Regions from separate parts of the Homo sapiens genome. Here region 1 is linked to region 2. A link is an interaction called in ENCODE POLR2A ChIA-PET data of the cell type or tissue named here. Cell type or tissue: A673. All regions are shown on one strand.

What was found. Peaks named below come from ENCODE experiments on the same cell type or tissue, not always from the same donor. Only the 100,000 strongest peaks of a DNase experiment are listed, where the experiment ranks them.
Region 1: POLR2A ChIA-PET joins it to region 2 with 7 read pairs; 2 of 35 experiments call an interaction of 5 or more read pairs at or near these places.

What each region holds. Positions count from the first base shown.
Region 1 is chr19:18,213,563-18,216,062 of GRCh38, reverse strand. The region is part of intron 12 of PDE4C (phosphodiesterase 4C); the gene reads left to right. Among named protein-coding and RNA genes, the nearest start is that of RAB3A, 11 kb to the right of the region's middle. In A673, no CTCF peak of the experiment used is centred here; no DNase peak of the experiment used is centred here.
Region 2 is chr19:18,450,054-18,452,553 of GRCh38, reverse strand. ELL (elongation factor for RNA polymerase II) reads left to right here. Exons shown (of 12, transcript NM_006532.4): 7 at 906-1,002; 8 at 1,579-2,077. Among named protein-coding and RNA genes, the nearest start is that of ISYNA1, 13 kb to the right of the region's middle. RefSeq lists enhancers at 745-1,551, 1,552-2,358. In A673, a CTCF peak has its summit at 1,464 (motif pointing left); a DNase peak (open chromatin) is centred at 1,453; H3K27ac peaks cover 621 bases.

The sequences.
Region 1 (2,500 bases), 240 kb after region 2:
GGTCAAGAGTTCGAGACCAGCTTGATCAACATGGTGAAACCCCTGTTTTTACTAAAAATACAAAAATTAGCCGGGCCTGGTGGCGGGCACCTGTGATCCCAGATACTTGGGAGGCTGAGGCAGGAGAATCGCTTGAACCCGGGAGGTGGAGGTGGCAGTGAGCGGAGATTGCACCACGGCACTCTAGCCTCAGCAACAGAGTGAGACTCTGTCTCAAAAAAAAAAAAAAAAGAAAAGAAAAAAATTAAGCAGCCAGGCACGGTGGCTCAGGCCTGTAGTCCCAACAGTTTGGGAGGCCGAGGCAGGCGGATCATGAGGTCAAGAGATCAAGACCATCCTGGCCAACATGGTGAAACCCTGTCTCTACTAAAAATACAAAAATTAGCTGGGTGTGGTGGCATGCACCTGTAGTCTCAGCTACTCGGGAGGCTGAGTCAGGAGAATCATTTGAACCCGGGAGGCGGAGATTGCAGTGAGCGGAGATCGCACACTGCATTCCAGCCTGGCAACAGAGCAAGACTCTGTCTCAAAAAAAAAAATTATACACATCTATCCATTTGAATTTTTTTTTTTTTTAGGTAGGGGCACATCAGTAAGTTTTGGGGTCTCATGCCTCATTCATTCACTTAACAAGCATTTATTGAGCACCTATTGTGTGCTTGATCTGTGCAAAGACAGTTCCGGCCGTTATGAAATTCTAACCCTTGACTAGGGACCTGCAGGCAGAGCTGTGAGGAGGAAGGTTCAAGGTGCTTTCGGAGCCCAGACCAGCCAAAGAGGTCAGAAAGGGCTTCTTGGAGAGGGAACATTGAAGCCAGGGTGTGCAGAATGAGGAAGGCTGTGTTCTCAGCAGAGGGAACCCCACGTGAGGAGGGCTTAGAGAAAGCCAAGGCTTGGAGTGAGAAAGAACTAAACGTTTGGTGAGGTGGAGTTGGGGTCTTGAGTGGTGGGTACCCACAGGGTGGGGAGACAGCATTTGGGACAGATGAGAGATTTGAGGAGAAGTTTTGAGACTTTTGTCTGACTCTCAGAGAAGCCGGTGAACCACATCTGAGTCACTCCTGGCTGGGCTGAGTCCACATGGGTGGGTTAAGTTTTTTTTTTTTTTTTTTTTGAAATGGAGTCTTGCTCTGTCACTCAGGCTGGAGTGCAATGGTGTGATCCTGGCTCACTGCAACCTCCACCTCCTGGGTTCAAGTGATTCTCCTGCCTCAGCCTCTGAGTAGCTGGGATTACAGGTGCCTGCCACCACACCCGGCTAATTTTTTGTATTTTTAGTGGAGACGGGGTTTCACCATGTTGGCCATGCTGGTCTTGAACTTCTGACCTCTGGTAATCCACCCACCTCTGCCTCCCAAAGTGTTGGGATTACAGGTGTGAGCCACGGCGCCCGGCTGGGTTAATCTGGTTTTTAAACATCTGTGCCTAGAAATAGCCCTCCAGGGCACATGGTGGCTACATGGAAGTTTGAGGGGTATGAAGTCACATCCCTCCCCACAGTGAGCTGCAAACTCCCCTGTGGCTCCCATAGCCTCTGGACAATCTACCCCAGCTGCCAGAGGCCCTCAGTCTCTTCAATCTCACCTCCCTTTCTCTTGAGCTCACTTCTTCCAGCCACAGCCACCTCTTTTAGTTCCCTCCCATGTACCCAACTCTTCCAGCCCCTTTGCACAGAACTCATCCTCCCCACTGTCCTCAGGCACAAGTCACCCTAGCCCCTAACCAGCCCTGTGGGGTCACAGTTGGGGTTGGAGGAGGCCAGAAGGGTCAACAGAGGCATCCTAGAGGATGGGTTATTTTTTTTTTTTTTTTGAGACGGAGTCTTGCTCTGTCGCCCAGATCTGTTGCAGGATCTCGGCTCCCTGCAAGCTCCGCCTCTTGGGTTCATGCCATTCTCCTGCCTCAGCCTTCCGAGTAGCTGGGACTACCGGTGCCCACCACCATGCCAGGCTAACTTTTTGTATTTTTAGTAGAGACGGGGTTTCACCATGTTAGCCAGGATGGTCTCGATCTCCTGACCTCGTGATCCACCTGCCTCGGCCTCCCAAAGTGCTGGGATTACAGGCGTGAGCCACGGCGCCCAGCCTGAGGGTGGGTTATTTGAAAAGGGCTTTGAAGGATGAGTAGGAGTTGGGAAGCGGCATTCCAGGCAGAGGGAACAACGTGGCTAAAGATCTGGAGGCTGGATTGGTTCTAGGGTTTGCTGTGACTCAACGAATGCCTTCCGCCCCACCCACCCCACAGGTGGGTTTCATTGACTACAATGCCCACCCACTGTGGGAGACTCTGTCTGACAAGTCCCAGGCGCACAGATTTGATCACCTCCCCACTACACCCTGTCACACATGTGGAATTCATGGCCAACCCAGATGACCTCCCAAAAGGGGCCCCTGACTGAGCCCCTCTTTTGAGCAGAGTTTGCAGTGAATGCAGTTGCATCCTTCCATTTCACAGATGAGTATGCTGAGGCCCAGAGGGCTGAGTCTGAGCCAGAGTGGCA
Region 2 (2,500 bases):
ACTCATGCTTCTGCTATGCTTTCCGGTGTCTTCACTCCTCCTTTTGTCTCTGCCTTGCCTGTCCAGTGGATGCAAATGCCTGTTCTCAGTTTTCTGTCTTTAACTGGGAGTTCTGTTTATGTCCACATGGCTCTCCTCTCAGGCCACCAGGGAAGTGACACCTGCAGTGGTCTGTAGCCTAGCCCATTTGTTAGGGAGATGGGCTCTGGGTGTCACTGGCTGGCAGAATGGCCACGGCCCTGGACTTAAGTCTCTCTGCAGGGCCTGGAGGGGCGCTAGGCTGCCCTGAGATGGCACAGCCCCCGGGAATTGAACAGTTGGGTCAGAGAGGATACCCATAAGCTGCAGGGTTGCTGGCGGGGGTGGGGGATTCCACTTGCCCAGATCACATGGAGCGGGAGAAGGGGCATGCACTGGGGTGTTTCTTCCCTTCTTCCCCAGCTGCATCACCTAGTCAAGCTGGTGGCCACTCTGCCGCCCTCCAGATCCTGCTGTGACCTGGGCTTCCAGGAAGGCTGTCTCATCCTAGGCCAGGGCCCTCCGTTCTCTTCTGCATTTTGGACAGTTTCTGCAGTGAGCGTTCTGAACAGGATGAACAGCTGTCTTTAAAAGCAGGGTCCAGCACCCTAGCGTGTGTCCCTGGTCTCTCCGGTAGCAGGCACCTACACAAAGTGATCCTCCTCTGGGCTCAGGGGGACAGTGAGTGGGGAAGTCCTCCTTTGGGTGAAGTCGGGGGCAGGATGGCCTCAGGCCCAGGCTCCTGTGACCCCTTGGCCCTGCTCTGGATTTGGGAGGAGGGGGGTCCCTTCCTTGAGGCATCTCCACCGGGCCCCCATGTGGATACAGGCCTGGGGCCCCTAGGCCCCCTCAGCACCTTCTGACCTAGCCCTGCCTCTCCTTCGCAGGAAGCTGTGCCAGCCACAGAGCACTGGCAGCCTCCTTGGAGACCCTGCTGCCTCCAGCCCCCCAGGCGAGCGTGGGCGCTCGGCCTCGCCCCCACAGGTAAGTGAGGCATGCCTGGGGTGACTGTCCCAAGCACCTGCAGGGCACTCTGTGCTGCATCAGTAACCCTTGTCACCTTCCTCACCAGCTCTTTGGAGCATGAGCTGCTCCAAGTTGAGCCGCCTCCCTCCGCCCAGGGACCAAGGGGGAAGCTGTCGGGTTGGGGTTGGGGGCAGATTCCTGCCAGTGTGGCCGCAGCACCCCAGTGTCACAGTGCGGAACCTGGGACGGGGGGCGGCTCCCTGATGTGGGCTCAACCCTGGGCTTCCTGCTCCTGTGTCACAGTTATCACTGGGGAAGCATGCTGAGCACAGCAGCGCTTTAGACCAGTCCCCAGGGGTGGCCCGCTCACACACTGGGCCCTGCCCTCCCCCTGCATCGATCCCAGCAGGCTGATGGGCCCCAGCTGAGGCCACCCTGAGCGGCACCTGGGACCTGACTTGGTGCTCGGGCGCCCCCATGTGGCCAGCGTGGGCCTTGCAGGCGGCGTTGGGTTTTCTAGCCAGGCCAGGGGATTGCCTGTTGCTGCTCAGCCACTCTGTGCTCCCCTCTAAAATGATCTCTGCTCCTCTCCAGAAGCGGCTGCAGCCTCCTGATTTCATCGACCCCCTAGCCAACAAGAAACCCCGGATATCGCACTTCACTCAGAGAGCTCAGCCTGCCGTCAACGGGAAGCTGGGCGTGCCCAATGGCCGTGAGGCCTTGCTGCCCACCCCGGGCCCACCAGCCAGCACGGACACCCTCAGCTCCAGCACTCACCTGCCCCCGCGGCTGGAGCCCCCGAGGGCCCACGACCCCCTGGCCGATGTCAGCAATGACCTGGGCCACAGCGGCCGAGACTGTGAGCACGGAGAGGCGGCTGCCCCAGCCCCCACTGTGCGCCTCGGCCTGCCCCTGCTGACGGACTGTGCCCAGCCCAGCAGGCCACACGGCAGCCCCTCGCGCAGCAAGCCCAAGAAGAAGTCCAAGAAGCACAAAGACAAGGAGAGGGCGGCTGAGGACAAGCCCCGGGCCCAGCTTCCAGACTGTGCACCTGCCACCCATGCCACCCCCGGAGCCCCAGCAGACACCCCAGGTAGGTGCCCAGGCAGGAGGGCGTTGCCGGGGCTCTAAGTACTGGCCCCACACCCGCCTCACCCTCATGGGGTGTCGAGGGGGCTCAAGCTGTAGAAGCCAGGGGAGGGGACCCTGTTGCCCCAGGCCCCATCAGATTTGCCCTGTGTGCCTGGCACCTGGCACCCTATGTTCCTGCACCTGGTCCTCTCCCTGCCTGTCTGGAGTGCCCGGTGCCACTTGCAGTCAATGTGCCAGGCCAGCACTGGGGGCCGGAGGCCCAGAGCCTTGTGGGGAACTGAGGCCGCAGAAGGGGCTAACATGCAGAGAGGAATGGGGCCCAGGCCCCAGCTCTGACTGCAGGGAAGCCCCAGGAGCCAGGGCCATGCTGAGGTCTGCTGGGGTTCAGGGAAGACAGTGGGGGCCCAGGCAAGCCAGCCCTATT